2 separate regions of the Homo sapiens genome follow, and region 1 is linked to region 2. The links are chromatin loops, found by intact Hi-C in ENCODE. Cell type or tissue: body of pancreas. All regions are shown on one strand. Links, peaks and the distances in the headings refer to the core of each region. The heading gives the core; the rest is flanking DNA.

Region 1 (8,337 bases), core at 162-8,161, 59 kb after region 2:
CTATAAGACACTCCCAAGTCCCAGACCTGATTAGTGCTTAGGCAGGGTCAGTCAAACAGCAGAGCAAACACTGAGAACTGAACTGACACTGGAATCTACAGAAGGTGAGAACAAACTCGAGATCTGAACTTAACCAAGTTGACTCCATGCTTAAAAAAACAAACAACTCAACATTCTCCAGAGGATTGTAATAGGACCCAAAGTCTCACAATGTAATATTCAATATGAACCACACATAATCCAAAATTACTCAACATACAAAGGACCAAGAAAATATGACCAATTCTTGGGAGAAAGACAATCAACAGATACCCAAACGGAAATTAAACAGATAATAGAATTATCAAAGAATTTTAGGCCGGGCACGATGGCTCATGCCTGTAGTCCCAGCACTTTGGGAAGCCAAGGCGGGCAGATCATCTGAGGTCAGGAGTTCGAGACCAGCCTGGCCAACACTGCGAAACCCCATCTCTACTAAAACTACAAAAATTAGCCAAGCATGGTGGCGGGCGCCTGTAATCCCAGCTACTTGGGAGGCTGAAGCAGGAGAATTGCTTGAACCCGGGTGGTAAAGGTTGCAGTAAGCCAAGATGGCGCCACTGCACTCCAGCTTGCGTGACAGAGCAAGACTCCATCTCAAAATAAAAAAAAAGATTTTTAAAGCGGTTATTATAGCCATGCTCCATGAGGTAAAGGTAAACACTCTGAAAGACAGATGTTTTCAGCAGAGAAATAGAAACTATGAAAAAGCTATAAATGGATGATGTACAGTTCTGTAGTTTGTGGCAGTAGTTACATGAAGCTACACATGTGCTAAAATAGCAGAAAACTATACACACACACATGCAGGTATACATGGAAAAATCTCAATAAAATCTGTGGATTGCACCAATGTCAATTTCTTTGTATTAATAATGTACTACAGTTATGCAAGATGTTAACACTGGGAGAGGCTGGGAAAAGGGTTCATGGGATCTTTCTGTACATATCTTTGCAACTTCCTATAAATCTGTAATTATTTCAAAATAAAAGTGTTTTTTAAAGAACCAAATGGAAATTTTACAACAGAAAAGTGTGTCAAATAAAAAGATCACAATACAAGCTAAATCGAATAATTGTGATAGCAAAAAACAAACAAAAAAAAAGTCAGTGCACATACAGATCAATAGAATGATTCAATTTCTTTCTTTCTTTTTTTTTTTTTTTTTTTTTGAGACGGAGTCTCGCTCTGTCACCCAGGCTGGAGTGCAGTGGCGCGATCTCGGCTCACTGCAAGCTCCGCCTCCGGGGTTCACACCATTCTCCTGCCTCAGCCTCCCGAGTAGCTGGGACTACAGGCGCCCGCCACCACGCCTGGCTAATTTTTTGTATTTTGTTTAGTAGAGACGGGGTTTCACCGTGTTAGCCAGGATGGTCTCGATCTCCTGACCTTGTGATCTGCCCATCTCAGCCTCCCAAAGTGCTGGGATTATAGGTGTGAGCCACTGCGCCCAGCCATATGATTCAATTTCAAGAACAGAAAAAGAAATCAAAAAATCTAACAGAGCCTCAGAGACCTGTGAGACACTATCAAAAGACCTAACATTCATGTCACTGGAACCACAGAAGGAAAGAAGAAAACAAATTATTGGTATAGAAAGAGTAATTGAAAAAATAATGGCTGCAAACTTCCAAATTTATTGGAAAACATAAATTCACAGATTGAAGGAGAATCTCAAACAAAAAAAGACACATTATATGTAATGAAACCAGAATTAAAATAAATGGGCTTTCTTGTCAGAAATCACGGAAGCCAAAAGACAGTGCAAACAATATTTTTTAAATGCCAAGAGAAAAGTACTATTGGCTGGGCATGGTGGCTCAAGCCTGTAATCTCAGCAGTCTGGGAAGCCAAGGAAGGCAGACTCCTTGAGCCCAGGAGTTTAAGGCCAGCCTGGGCAACATGGCAAAATTCCAACTTTACAAAAAAACAAATTAGCTGGGCATGGTGGCATGCACCTGTAGTCTCAGCTACTCAGGAAGCTGAGGTGGAAGGATCACTTGAGTTCAGGAGGTTGAGGCTGCAATGAGCCATAATCATGCCACTGCACTCCAGCCTGAGTGACAGAGCAAGACCCTGTCTCAGAAAAAAAGAAAAGAAAAAGTACTGTCGATTCAGAATTCTAAATTCAGTGAAGATTTTTCTGTAAAACTAAAATTTTTCTAAAATAAAAATTTCACTGTTTAAAAAAAAAAGATGAAATGGATAAATTTCGAGACATATAAAATGCCCAAATAGGCACACACACAAAAACTGTGAACTACTTAGATTAAGCAGTTAACAGGACCCCAAAGGGGTAAATCAATTTTGAAAATGACTTTCATTTTTCCATTCAAATTTTAGAATGTTTGCCAAATTCCTTGAGAAAATAGATGAAATTTAATTGGGACTACATTGACTTTTTAAGATTAATTTGAGGGTGAAATGATGCCTTTTTAATTGATGTATCCTACTAGATGTGAAGACACAACACAAAGCAGAGTAATAAAAACAGCTGGCATTGACGTAACAAACATAACTACAGTTATCTATATCCAATAAAACAGACCAGAGCTCTTAGAATGCCATGGAAATATGGGAACATGATATATAAGAGTAGTGGCACAGATCACAAGGTCAAGAGATCGAGACCATCCTAGCTAACACAGTGAAACCCCGTCTCTACTAAAAATACAAAACAATTAGCCGGGCGTGGTGGCGGGCGCCTGTAGTCCCAGCTACTCAGGAGGCTGAGGCAGGAGAATGGCATGAACCCAGGAGGTGGAGCTTGGAGTAAGCCGAGATCGCACCACTGCACTCTAGCCTGGGCAACAGAGTGACCCATCTCAAAAAAAAAAATAGTGGCACCAGCTGGCATGGTGGCTCATGCCTGCAATCCCAGCACTTTGGGAGGCTGAGGCAGGCAGATCATTTGAGCCCAGGAGTTCAAGACAAGCCTGACCAACATGACGAGATCTCATCTCCACAAAAAAATAAAAGCAGGTGTGGCAGTGCATGCCTTTAGTCCCAGCTACTCAGGGGGCTGAGCTGGGAGGATCACTTGAGTCGGGAGGTCAAGGCTATAGTGAGCTGTGAGTGCACCACTGCACTCCAGCCTGGGTGAAAGAATAAGCTCTGTCTCCAAAAAAAAAATAGTGGCACCACAAACTAGTTCATGTGGTTAGGAAAATGGCCTCAATACGTGCAGAAAAATAAAACTGGATTACTATTCTATGTCATATATAATGATGGACTCAGGTGGAAGATCTCATGGGAAATGCTGACTTATGAAATACATAATTAAAAATGCAGAATATCTTCATATTTCCAGAAGACCATAAAGTAAAAGATTATGGACTTCCTATATCAAAATTAAGCCCTACTCAGCAAAAGGTACCAATGACAAAATTAACATACTATGACAGATGAAGAAAAGGCAAATACCAGGCTAATATTCTAAACTCTACAAAAACACTCTGTAAATCAAACAGGAAAAGACAGAAACTCTAATTAAAGAAGTGGGCCAGGGATATGAACAGGTAATTCACAGAGGGGGCGTTCATATGGTCTTAATGGTATATAAAGAAACGCTGCCATTCAGTAACTGGAGAATACAAATTAAAACAACATTAAGATACCACTTTACCCCATCAGATAGACAACAATTAGAAAGCTGGATAAACAGCTTTCTGTTTCCTATTTCTGAAGAAATAGGAAATGTTGCACAATCTGAAAAAGTGCCCAAATTTGGCAGTGCTTAATCAAATTAAGTACAGCAATCTACTCTTATGCATACATTGAAAGAAATTCTCCCACCATAACAGAACAAGCACAACAATGTTCATCCCATCGTCTGCAGCAGTGGGAAGTTGAAAATAATCTGGTGTCCATCACCGAAAGAACAAATCATTTAAGGAAAGGCAGATGGTGGTTAGATTAGAAACAAAGAACTAGGTATATACACAGCAACACAGTCCCTAAATAGTACCAAGAGAATACAGTACCATTTAGGTAAGTTTAACAAATCACACACACACACACACGCAAGAACCCAGCACTACATATTTACAAAACTGCATACAAATATAGGGATACTTACCAAATACATTACAACAGTTTAACTATGGGGAAATAGGAACAGAAGTGGAAAGTGGAGGTAAAAAAGAAATTAATTAATCTGAAGAGCTAAGAGAGAGGACTTGCACAGACCAATGCTGATGCTATGTTATGAAATGTGATGTCATTAGCTCAATCCTTACCACCTGAGGACTAAAAAAATAAATCCAGCAAATATCCTGCTAAAATTTCAAGAATGAAGGATCAAAGAAGTTAAGGTACACAGAATGAGCTTTTAAAAAAAAAAAAATTAGGCTGGGCAAGGTGGCTTATGCCTGTAAACCCAACACTTTGGGAGGGAAAGGTGGCAGGCTTGCTTGAGCCTAGGAGTTTGAGAGCAGCCTGGGCAATATAGTGACACCCCATACCCATAAAAAGTTTAAAAATTAGCCAGGTATGGTGGCCCACACCAGTAGTCCCAGCTACTTGGGAGGCTTAGGCAAGAGAAGAGGATCACTTAAGCCCAGGAGTTGGAGGCTAGAGCGAGCTATAATCACACTGCCTCACTCAGCCTGAGCAATAGAGCAAGATACTGCCTTTAAAAAAAAAAAAAAAAAAAAAAGGCCAGGTGCAGTGGCTCATACCTGTAATCCCAGCACTTTGGGAGGCCAAGGCAGGCAGATTGCTTGAGTCCATGAGTTCAAGACCAGCCTGGGCAATATGGCAAAATCCAGCCTCTACAAAAAATACAAAAATTAGCCAGGACTGGTGGCATGCACCTATAGATCTAGCCACTCAGGAGGCTGAGGTGGAAGAATCGTTTGAGCCCAGGCGGGGCAGACTGCAGTGAGCCAAGATCACGTCACTGCACTCCAGCCTGGGCAACAGAGAGAGACCATATCTCAGAAGAAGAAAAGAAACAAAGTGGAAGAAAATACATCTCAACAAAACTTAAGCATATGTTGGAAATAGATAACCAGCAGCTCCCAAATGACTCAAACAAATGAAAACTGATGAACAGGTCTTCTGTTGGTTCCATGAGTAAGTCAAGCTGTGGTTAATAATCTTCAAACTTTTAGCAATCGTTCTACACTAATTTTATTAGAGTATTATAGGTTTTTTGTGGCAGCTAAGCCAACTGAGATATTGGTTTTAAAAGGTAGCTAGAATATATTTAGTGGTACGTAAGAGTTAAAATTATTCTTTTGGCACTGACACAGCTAAATTATTTGCCTTATAGTATTGTATTACAATCAATCAGTCTCTCTCCCTCACACACAAACACACATCACAGCCACAAAGTCATATGTACTGTATTTAGGTGATAATTTAGTCTGACCATAAAAAAGCCTGAGAATTTTTTTTTTTTTTTCTGAGTCAGGGTCACTCTGTCACCCAGTCTGGAGTGCAGTGGCATGATCTCAGCTCACTGCAGCCTCGACAACTTCCCCAGGCTCAGATGATCCTCCCATCTCAGCCTCTCCAGTAGCTGAGACCACAGGAGCACATCACCATGCCTGGCTAACTTTTTTATTTTTTGTAGAGAGGGGTTTTGCATGTTGCCCAGGCTGGTCTCGAACTCCTGGGCTCAAGCAATCCACTGCCCTCGGTTTCCCAAAGTGCTAGGAATGCAGGCATGAGCCACCGTGCCCGACTAGAATTTTTTTTTTTTAAAGAAAATTAACTCTGTAACTTTCAAATATATAAATGGCATTGCTGAAATAAGATAGGAAAGCCCTGTTCTATGCTTTTAAGCATTTGCTCCAACCCTATATACGGAAGAGACCTAAATAACCTCCCCTCTTATTCTTATTACCATACACACTCCCTCACTATGCTATATAACCTTCTGTATTCTAGAATCAGGTATTACCATTATCTAAGACTTGCTAGGAAATCTGGAAGAACAGCTTGTTACCCTTTCTCTACCGCCCTTCTTCTCCACCTCTTTGTATTCCAAAGCCTGCTCCTGGCAGTCAAGGTCAGGGAGATAACTAAAATAATTTACTGTCACTTTAGAAATTGATTTCAAATATCTGAATGATACCTTATTTATTCTCTTTAAATTCAATCAACAGCCACTTATAAGCCTGTCAATACAGAGATAACAAACATGATCTTATTCTATCTTATTCTACTACTAGAATAAGAACCCTTCAAAGAGAAGCAGACCAATATTTATAAAAGAGATGGTAGAACAGGTCAGGCATGGTGGTTCATGCCTGTAATCCCCGCATTTTAGGAGGCCGACATGGGTGGATCACTTGAGGCCAGAAGTTCGAGACCACCCTGGCCAACATGGGTGAAACCCAGTCTCTACTAAAAATACAAAAATTAGCCAAGCATGGTTGCACACGCCTGTAATCCCAGCTACTCAGGAGGCTGAGGCACAAGAATCACTTGAACCCGGAAGGCAGAGGTTGCAGTAAGCAGAGATCATGCCACTGCATTCCAGCCTAGGCAACAAAGCGACTCTGTCTCAATCAATCAATAATACAACAAATTTATATATGCAAAAATTATAGACAGCATCTTCGGGAGTATCGTTTCCATAAATTAAGGTGTTCTGTTATCTGAGATGCAATGTGTTTATGGATGTGCTACTTTAACTGATAGTACTCTGAATAGTTTCACAGAAGCCCTAAGACAGATTTGTAGCTCTCACTTAAAAAAAAAAAATTAACTAGGTGAAAGCCATCACCTAAGATGGAGGTAGTGAATAAAGGTCTGCATTCAGAAACATTAGAAAACATCTACAAAAGATTCCTGTACCTTTTAATAACTCTGGAAATATTATGACAAATGTAGACTACATAGTATATAAATACACTCAGCTTTAAGAACCTGGAAATGTCTCCCCTTCTAAATGATGGCCTCTAGCACAGTTAATGAAGAATGATCCATAGAAATAAAACTTAAATATTCACCCTTGGCTGCATGGAGGAAGGGCAAGAAAAGGTAAGTTATCTAGCTTTCCTTAAACAATTGATATTGAGTAAACAGAGGAGAAAAGGCCTGTGATTCAAATATAATTTACTGCCAATCTAATGTGCATAGGGGTTAGAGGAATGCACTCTTATATAGGTTGCTATTTCCTAAAGTTTTATTCTATGGAATAAATTTAAGAAATATTAAGTTGTAAAAATGTGAAAACAGTTTATTTGCCAGACACTTCTCTAAGCCTTTAACATGTTACTGTTTAAGATGACTGTCAAAGATAAGAAATTAAACCACTAAATTTTATAAATGAACTATCTCACTGAGATTAGTGATCATCAGGCTGTAAATTGAGAAAGATCATTCTCTGATCATCAGAATATAATTTGAGAAAGACTTTTTTATTTATTTATTTTTTTTTGAGACAGGGTCTCACTCTGTCGCCCAGGCTGGAGCGCAGTGGCGCAACCTCAGCTTACTGCAACCTCTGCCTCCCGGCTTCAAGCAATTCTCATGCCTCAGCCTCCCAAGCAGCTGGGATTACAGGCATGCACCACCACGCTTGGCTGATTTTTGAATTTTTATTTATTTATTTTTATTTGCTTTCTCTTTTTAGACAGAGTTTCACTCTTGTTGCCCAGGCTGGAGTGAATTCAGCTCACTGTAACCTCCGCCTCCCAGGTTCAAGTGATTCTCCTGCCTCAGCCTCCCAAGTAGCTGGGATTACAGGTACATGCCACCACGCCCAGCTAAGTTTTTTGCTTTTTTTTTTTTTGGAGATGGAGTCTTGCTCCGTTGCCCAAGCTGGAATGCAGTGGCTGCGATCTCGGCTCACTGCAAGCTCCACCTCCCAGGTTCACGCCATTTTCCTGCCTCAGCCTCCCGAGTAGCTGGGACTTCAGGTGCATGCCACCACACCCGGCTAATTTTTTTGTATTTTTAGTAGAGACGGGGTTTCACTGTATTAGCCAAGATGGTCTCGATCTCCTGACCTCGTGATCCACCCGCCTCAGCCTCCCAAAGCGCTAGGATTAAAGGGCTAATTTTTTGTATTTTTAGTAGAGATGGGGTTTCACCATGTTGGCCGGGCTGATCTCGAACTCTTGGCCTCAAGTGATCCACCCACCTCGGCCTCCCGAAGTGATGAGATTACAGACATGAGCCACCATGCCTGGCTGAGAAAGATCATTCTCGATTGTAAACCCTATGAGGGTAGGAAACAAGATATATTTTTAAAAATCTTTACACGGCTTATACTTGTACACAGGCACACAAGAACAACGGTTGTATTAAATTTGGTGTGCTACATTTCACCCCTCTACAAG
Region 2 (8,337 bases), core at 16-8,015:
TAGCTGTCGCTGGCCCAATTTCCACCTCTTTTCTCTCAATTCATTTCTACATACACCTATTCATTGAGATATCTTAAATTAGCTGTCAGTGTATTGACCTACTAGTTTCTCTATGAAGGTATTTCCAAGAACAATACAGGAAATAAAACAAGCACATCAAAGAAATATATTGGTATATCACCATTATTTATTTATTTATTCCACTGTTCATTCAACAAATATTTACAGGCCATAAACCCTGTGCAAAGCTTACTATGAGAACTGTGGGAGATACAAAGTCCTCATGGTATTTATAATTCAGTAAAAAAAAAAAAAAAAAGCCATTAGTTCCACAAAGAACAGGCTTGCAGAAACACACTTTGGTTGAAGGGGGTAGAAAATCAGAAATAAAGACAAAACACCCTATAGTAAAAGTGATATAAGCAGAAATAGGCTGTCAAAGGAAATCCTGCAATCTGAGTAACTTTAAAAATATGATGATTATTTAGAGACAGCCTTGCTTAGAGGCAAAGGTTATGGCAACCCCTTTGGCATTAAGCATGAAATTAATTCAGGACTTTCTGATATATAAACAATGTGCTAGTCTCTCTATAGAAGCAGTAAGTCTGGCTTTGAATTAATCTACAAGTTCATTTAGGGTTTTACCCCCCAATCCTCAAGTATTGCCATTCGATAGGGGATCTGTCCTTCCTTCCTCCCTCTTGCTCTTCTTCATCACGGTTTGTGCACCATCATAAATACGATGTGGTTTTTCCATGGCTTGGAATTTTCTGCCATGGAATCATCTCAGTTATGCATAGTCTTTCACACACTACCACCCAAGTTCTGTGTAAATTATCTGATGACCTTAGGTATTTTTAAAAGTGCCTAGCACACAGCAGATGCTCATTAAGATTCATTTCCTCCTTTCTTTCCTTCCGTTTTTTTCTCTCCCCTGGTGAGGAAGGGAGGGAAAAACAGGAACAAACAAAAGATAGAGGTCTTGTAAGACAGCATCTTTTGGTGTAAAAATACTGAAAAAGTTGAAACCATTTTTTATTGCCTACCTTGTGTCTGCGGGCTGTAAGGAGATAGGAGTTTGGACCTTTTCTTTTCATAGCCCTTCTGGGTGATGTCCCCTAAAATAGCAAGAAACAGAAATAGGTTATGCATTATTCTTACTCTGTGGTTTTCCACTGTAAAAATAAAATTAATTACAGAGTTATAGAACTACCCCATATAGAGGCAGGGGGTTGGGGGGGGGAATGTATGGTTCTTTGCCAAGGATTTTGCTATGTATGATTTCCCACAGGCTTGGAGCTGACTTCCTGTAGAATACTGTAGAGCTTGTCCCAAAACCAATCTTGCATAGCAATATGTTGTATACCATGACAGAGATCCCCAAGTTCCTAGGCATCCCCAGCTTCCTTGGTATTTAAGATATCCCAAAATGGAATGCAGCAAGGCTGACAACGATTTCTCTCTGGAGTTTCAATTTACCAAATGAGTACAACTGGTTTCTGAGGTATTCACTTATACTGCTATACGAACCACATAAAAGTAAGAGAAGACAAAGTTCAGGCTCTGGATGGGATAATTAAAAGGACTTTCTGTACCCTAACACCTGTGCTGGAACCTGGGACTGGAATTCCCACATCCCCTCCCCTTGGTTCAATGCTTTGTCTTATTTACTCATGTGGCTCTCCTTTCCACAAAGTTAAATTTAAAAGTATGTATGATGCACAAATTAGTGCATATACAACAAATGCAATAAGGATAAACTGATAAATACAGGAGAAAATCTGTAGTTGAAGTGGCAAGAAATGGACTAGGTACTAAGGAAACGGAAATAGATAAATGAGTAGAGAGTAGGGTTAAAAGGAACAGGAAATGCAGAGAAACAAGAGGACGTTAAGGGAGAATGAGTGATTTAAAGCTGAGGGATGAAAGATATGTGGTGAGGTGACATGACAGAGCACTGTTTTCTGAAAAAGAACCTTTTAAAATAAGAGATAACTTTATTTACTGTGAAGCCTTACATAGAACCTAATATATAAAACAGGAAAAAAAGTCAAATTGTAGTATTAAAAGTACTTTAAACATTCAAAATTTTAATATCCACTTATTAGGGGAAAAAAGCATGTCTGACGGATACAAATTTGCAATCAAGGGTGATAAATGTCAGGTGCTGTTGGCCTCAGCCTCCAATGCTGCAGTGGATGATGGAGAGGAAGCAGGGATCACTAAAAAGGGCTAGAGCAGAGGACTTAACACTGCACTGCAGCAAGTTCACCCTTGCTGGGAGAATGAGTTGTCAGGAACCAAGACTAAAAGCCAGAAGGAGTAGATGTTGGTCCAGTGCTACTACAGAGATCTGGGTAAGAGTAAGTAGTAGCTTGAATTAAAGACAGTGGTAGAAGGGATGAATGAAGTGAATGAATTAAGAGGAAGACCATAGGATTTGCTGACTGCTTGAAAATAGGGGCCAGGTGCAGTGGCTCATGCCTGTAATCCCAGCACTTCAGTAGGTCGAGGTGGGTGGATCACAAGGTTGGGAGTTCAAGACCAACCTGGCCAACACGGTGAAACCCTGTCTCTACTAAAAATACAAAAAATTAGCTGGGTGTGGTGGCACATGTCTGTAATCCCAGCTACTCAGGAGACTGAGGCAGGAGAATTGCTTGAACCCGGGAGGTGATGGTTGCAGTGAGCCGAGATCGCGCCACTGCACTCCAGCCTAGGCAATGGAGCAAGACTCTGTCTCAGGAAAAAAGAAAGAAAGAAAGTAGGGTGAAGCTGGTTTCTTGCTTGAGGTGTGTGTTTGGTGAGGTCGAAGAAAAGAGTTAAGCTTAGGACAGGCCTGTGGGACACACAAGAAGAGACAGCTAATCAACAGTTGGTTTTATCTAGAACTCAGGAAAGAGAGATTTGGAATCATTGGGATATAGTTGAAAAATAAAATGATACAATCCTCTTAGAGTAATTTGCAAGTTTCTATCAAAATTGATTCAGCAGCTGTACTAAGAATTTATTCAATGATAACATTCACACACGTGCACAAAAATCATTAAGAGTATCCTGTGCTCTACTGTTTACAGTAAAAAAACAAACTGGCAGCAATCTAGATGCTTATATTATAGACCATCTATATCAGTGGCTTTCAACTAGGAGAGTTTTGTCCCCCAGGAGACATGTGACAATGTTGGGAAACATTTTTGTCACCATGGAAGAAGAGGTGCTACTGGCATCTAGGGGATAGAGGTCAGGGATGCTGCTAACAACCTGCAATGTCCCACAACAAAGATTTATCCAGCCCAAAATGCCAGCAGTGCTGAGGATGAAAAACTCTAATCTATATAATAATGGGCAAGTAATCCAAATATATTGCCACAGGAGATGTAATACATTACGTGTAAAAGGCAAGCTGCAGAACAGTAGGTATAACATCATCTGATTCCGTAAAAAATTAAAAAAATTTTTAAAAACAGTAATAGGTATGTTTGCATATACACAGAAAATAATCTGGAAGGCTATATACTAAATTGTTTATCCTTGGGTGAGTGAGAGTGTGTGTGTGTGTGTGTGCGTGTGTGTGTGTGTGTGTCTGGAAGGCTATATACTAAATTGTTTATACTTGGGTGAGTGAGAGAGAGAGAGAGAGAGAGAGAGAGAGAGAGTGTGTGTGTGTGTGTGTGTGTGTGTGTGTGTGTGTGTGTGTGTGTAGATACATATATTTTGGAGGCAGGGTCTCCCTCTATCACCCAGGCTGGAGGGAGTGCAGTGGTGTGATCATAGCTCACGGCAACCTCAAACTCCTGGGCTCAAGGGATCTTCCCACCTCAGCCTCCCAAGTGGCTGGCACGCCACCATGCCTGGCTAGTTTTTAAATTTTTTCTCAAGACAGAATCTCGCTTTGTTGCCCGGGCTGGTCTTGAACTCCTGGGCTCAAGCAATCCTCTCGTCTCGGTCTCCCAAAGTGCTAGAATTACAGGTGTGAGCCACACCTGGCCTGTTTTATATACTTTAGTAGAGTTTGATTTTTAAAAACTAAGCCTGATTTATATTAATTCAAAAGTACACATCTTTCTAAGAACGAACGGTCCATAGGTGTATATTTGCTAACAAGGTGGTTTACACAGTATATTCAATTTTAAGAATGATATTTTTGATAGGTCATTAGATGGGGTAAAAAAAAAAAAAAATAGCTGGGCAAGGTGGCTCACGCCTGTAATCCCAGCACTTTGGGAGGCCGAGGCACGCAGATCACCTAAGGTCAGGAGTTCGAGACCAGCCTGGCCAGCATGGTGAAACCCTGTCTCTGCTAAAAATACAAAAATTAGCTGAGAGTGGTGGCGCGTGCCTGTAGTCTCAGCTACTCAGGAGACTGAGGCAGGAGAATCGCTTGAACACAGGAGGCAGAGGTTACTGCGGTGAGCTGAGATCACACCGCTGTACTCCAGCCTGGGCAACAAGAGTGAAACTCCATCTCAAAAAAAAAAGGAATAATGTGTTTGCACACATGTAAAATTTTTTTCTGTGTATGCACTGGAAAAGTGTGCATGTTTACCCACCAAAATATTAACAGTGGTTAGTTATGGCTTGCAAGATTATGAAGTGGTTTTATAGTTTCTTTTCCTTCTTGCTCTTATTTTCTAATTTTTCTGCAATGAACATTATTTCAAGAAACAATAAATATTTTAAAACTTCAATCATGACTACTTACTACACTATACAAATTTAATCACAATGGTCCTTCATCTGTTTCCCTAGTAAAATACAGAAACTGAATTTTTGTTAAAAAATAATTAATTAAACCTTTTCAAAGCAGCCAACTCAAGACTTCAGGGAATTTCAAACAGTAAATACAGCTAACAGGGGTACAGAAGCCTACCAAGTAAACCGTCATTAGAAACAGGAAACCATGTCTTTTATTGTAAAAGAAATACCAAAGCATTCTTCTGTTCCATTCGCCACTCACAAGATCTCCTACCTCCACCCCCTACCCTGGCACAAAGGCCACTTCTGATGGCTCAGAACACATCTGGCAGAGTGACAAAGTGAAAGGCCTTTAAAAAGCTTTCTTCAGTGCTTAAGTCTCAGTCAGGCAATGTCAGTAAATGATCGTGGGACAATCTGTTAGATTTGGCATCCTGGATATTAATCAACTACTAACCACCTCAGGTTTTGAAAGAGGTCAATCAAGACAGTCTAGTTCAGCCATGCCAATTAGCTCCATCAGATCCACAAACGAGCAAAGAAATTAAGGAGACCTGGAAGAAGCTGAGCTGCAGTGAGAATGCGAGGACTACAATGCTAGGCCTACAGTATCTTTAAAATGCTCCCCCTCCCCGTTTTCTGACTACAAGACCCTGTGCTCAAAAGTCACCCCTCTGTGATGCCTTCCACTACTTCCTCCTAGTGCGCCTACAAATCTGCATACATATCTGTGATAGCACTTAGCACCCACTGGTATTTTAATTATGTGTTTACACCCCATGTCTCCCTACTAGACTGTGCACTTGAGGGCAGGGATTGTGTCTTGTTTATCACTGTAGCCCACCCACAGCCTGGCACAATAGACGCTTGTTGAACAAGTGACTGAATGAATTAATAAAATGGAGGCAGTGAGAGAATAATAAATCAAACAGACATGTGTACTTGGTGGAAAACTAGAAATGGGAGAAAAAGAGTTCTTTAGCAAGAGCTGAAAGGCTCAGGGAATGGAATTTAGTGGACCAGAAGTTTACCGAAACTTGACAGCTAGATCTTAAAGGTGAACAAAAAAGCAATGCTTGGACTGCCTGAAGAGAGGAATAATATATAAATCACAAGGCACTAAAAGCTAAGAACTCCAAGCCAGATATAGATACATCCCTTAGCTAGAGGGCAAGACCAGACAGAAAGAAATCAGTGAGAATCTGTTATTTCACATTTCTGTGGTTGCCACCACTTATAGTCTGTGCTCTTAAATCATCCTCACCACCTGTACTTACACAGATTTTGCTGCACTAAAGCAATGTTTTTCAACCTTGTCCAATTTTTAAGATTCTCCCAAGGAACTTGCAAAAATACGAATTCCCAGACCCCTCCCATGGAGACTCTGATGCACTAAGTCTGGATTAAGATCCAGAAATCTCTACTTCTAACAAGCATCTTCCAATGAGTCCTAAAGCCAGGCAAGTTTGGAAATTGCTGCAGTGAGGAATCCTGTCTGGTGTATGCTGGATGGTTCTGCAGACTGAATGTGAGGAGGGAACTGATTGGGAGGAGGGGGAAGAATGCTGGCTGGGCTATCCAGCCACAAGGGAGAGCACAGAACCTCTGGAGCTCAGACACTGAGTCACACCACAGGCTTTCTTACTCAGAACAGACTTTTTGCCATCTGGCATATAGAACAAAAAGGAGAATCATAATGATACCTATATAAAATTTGCATTAAAATGGCATATAAGGTAAACCTGTTGTTCAAGTTTTTTTGAGAAATAAATACAGGGAGGATTAGCCTTCCCCTCCCACTAGAGTAACGTCTTTTGTCCAGGTGCCTGCAGCGCTTGGCAGGAGTGGAGGCAGGCATAGAGCCTTGTATGAAGACACTGACCTAAACCAACAAGAGAATGGTCGTGGCGAGTCTGCGACCCACACGCTGTGAGACTGTCCAGCTGCATCAGAATTACCACAGTCTTCAGCAGCCAGCAGCAGACATACAGAAAGACACATGTGTGAGGCTGAGTATAAAGGACTTATGTTTCCAACTTCTTTCCTCACCACCTGGGATCAATGAAAACAGCTTGGCACAAGTGGCCCACAAATCATCTTCAAGTTGATTGAGAGAGGGCTGTGAGGAGGCGTGCGTGAGCCTGCCAGCCACCCAAGCCTCCTAAAAGCCACAAGGTGGTAGGGAGAACAGTCGCATAAGTAGTGAGCAGTTAGTGTGTATTTACACCAGTCAGGTGGGTGACACTGCTGTGGTGAAGAGCTCAAGGGTCTGAGCTAGACAGAACCACATCTGAGGCAAAAGGACTCTAGACAAGTTTTATTTCTTGATAAATCTGTTTCTTTCTTTTTCTAAGACAGGGTCTCACTCTGTCACCCAGGCCGGAGTGCAGTGGCATGATCATGGCTCACTTGTGGGCTCAAGTGACCCTCCTGCCTCAGCCTCCTGAGTATCTGGGACCAGATGGGTGTGCTATCACACCCAGCTAATTTTTAAAAAGTTTTTTTTATAGAGACAAGGGTCTCACTATTGCCCAGGCTGGTCTCAAACTCCTGGGCTCAAGCAATCCTCCTGCCTTGGCCTCCCAAAGTGTTGGGATTACAGGTGTGAACCAATGCGCTCAGCAGAGCCTCAGTTTCTACATCTGTGAAATGGGGAACAGTCTCTCCCTTGCAAAGTTTTCATTGTGATTTAAAATATAGGGTCTGGGCTATGGAAAATAACATCAACAAACATTACTAAAAGCCTACCCTACTGGCCAAGTGGGGACAATTATGTCGCAGAGAAGAGGCACAGGCAAACAAACATGACTAACACTCTATAATTAAGCGCCATGGGAGACACGTACACAAATGCAGCACCTTCTGGAACCCAGAAGGAAGCATCACGATCTTGGCCTGAGTAGGGAAAGGAATGCTTCACGGAGCAGACGACATTTGGTTTGGGTCTGGCTTTTCATTCTCTTATCAGAAAGGTGATATAAATTCCTAACGATACAGTCACTTAGTGGTTTGCTAGTTGTACTCTGCTGCTGACTGGCTCTGTATGGGCATGGCCATGTTTGGTAGTTGTTCAGGATTCCTATCTCCCAAGAAATGTGGCAATGCTAAGTAACTTTCATTTATGACCTTGTGCAGTACCTTGAGCAATTAGGGGCTAAATAAACACAACATCTGAAAAATTCTGGAGGGTCATCAAGTCATATGTATAACTTTTTCTATCGGGAGCAGTCTTAATGGACAGAGAGCAAGGGTTACAGCTGCAGCCATAAACTTTCTGCCCCAGTGGAAATAAAAGAGCATATGCCATGCAACCCTGCTTTAAAGTCACAGCTATGCAGTCAGGGGTGGTGATAGAGGGTGGGGGGACTTTGGGAAGGAAAGAAAAGCATTTTTGAGCACTGAATGGATGATATGCAGGTCATTAAACAAAGACAAATAAAATAGTATCTTTGCCTTCAAGGAGTTCCCAGTCTAAACAAATATTACAATAAAAGTACAAGTGCTACACTCAAGATTATTTGCAAAGTCCCATGGGAGCAAGGAGAGAATGGTAATGAAAATTATAATACTCGATAAGAACATATAAGTAAAATAACACTTATCAAGGGCCTCCTATGTATCAGTCTCTGTTCCAAGAGCCTC

Evidence for each region. Peaks named below come from ENCODE experiments on the same cell type or tissue, not always from the same donor. Only the 100,000 strongest peaks of a DNase experiment are listed, where the experiment ranks them.
Region 1: a loop joins it to region 2, with 2.0 times the contacts of the local background. A loop is called at or near these places in 18 of 110 quality-filtered maps.

What each region holds. Positions count from the first base shown.
Region 1 is chr12:50,559,847-50,568,183 of GRCh38, reverse strand. All of the region lies in intron 1 of DIP2B (disco interacting protein 2 homolog B), which reads right to left. Among named protein-coding and RNA genes, the nearest start is that of DIP2B, 59 kb to the right of the region's middle. In body of pancreas, for the core only: no CTCF peak of the experiment used is centred there; no DNase peak of the experiment used is centred there; H3K27ac peaks cover 1,026 bases.
Region 2 is chr12:50,618,757-50,627,093 of GRCh38, reverse strand. It overlaps DIP2B (disco interacting protein 2 homolog B), which reads right to left. Exons shown (of 38, transcript NM_173602.3): 2 at 1,047-1,118. Among named protein-coding and RNA genes, the nearest start is that of DIP2B, 120 kb to the right of the region's middle. RefSeq lists an enhancer at 6,291-6,480. In body of pancreas, for the core only: no CTCF peak of the experiment used is centred there; a DNase peak (open chromatin) is centred at 5,003; H3K27ac peaks cover 1,338 bases.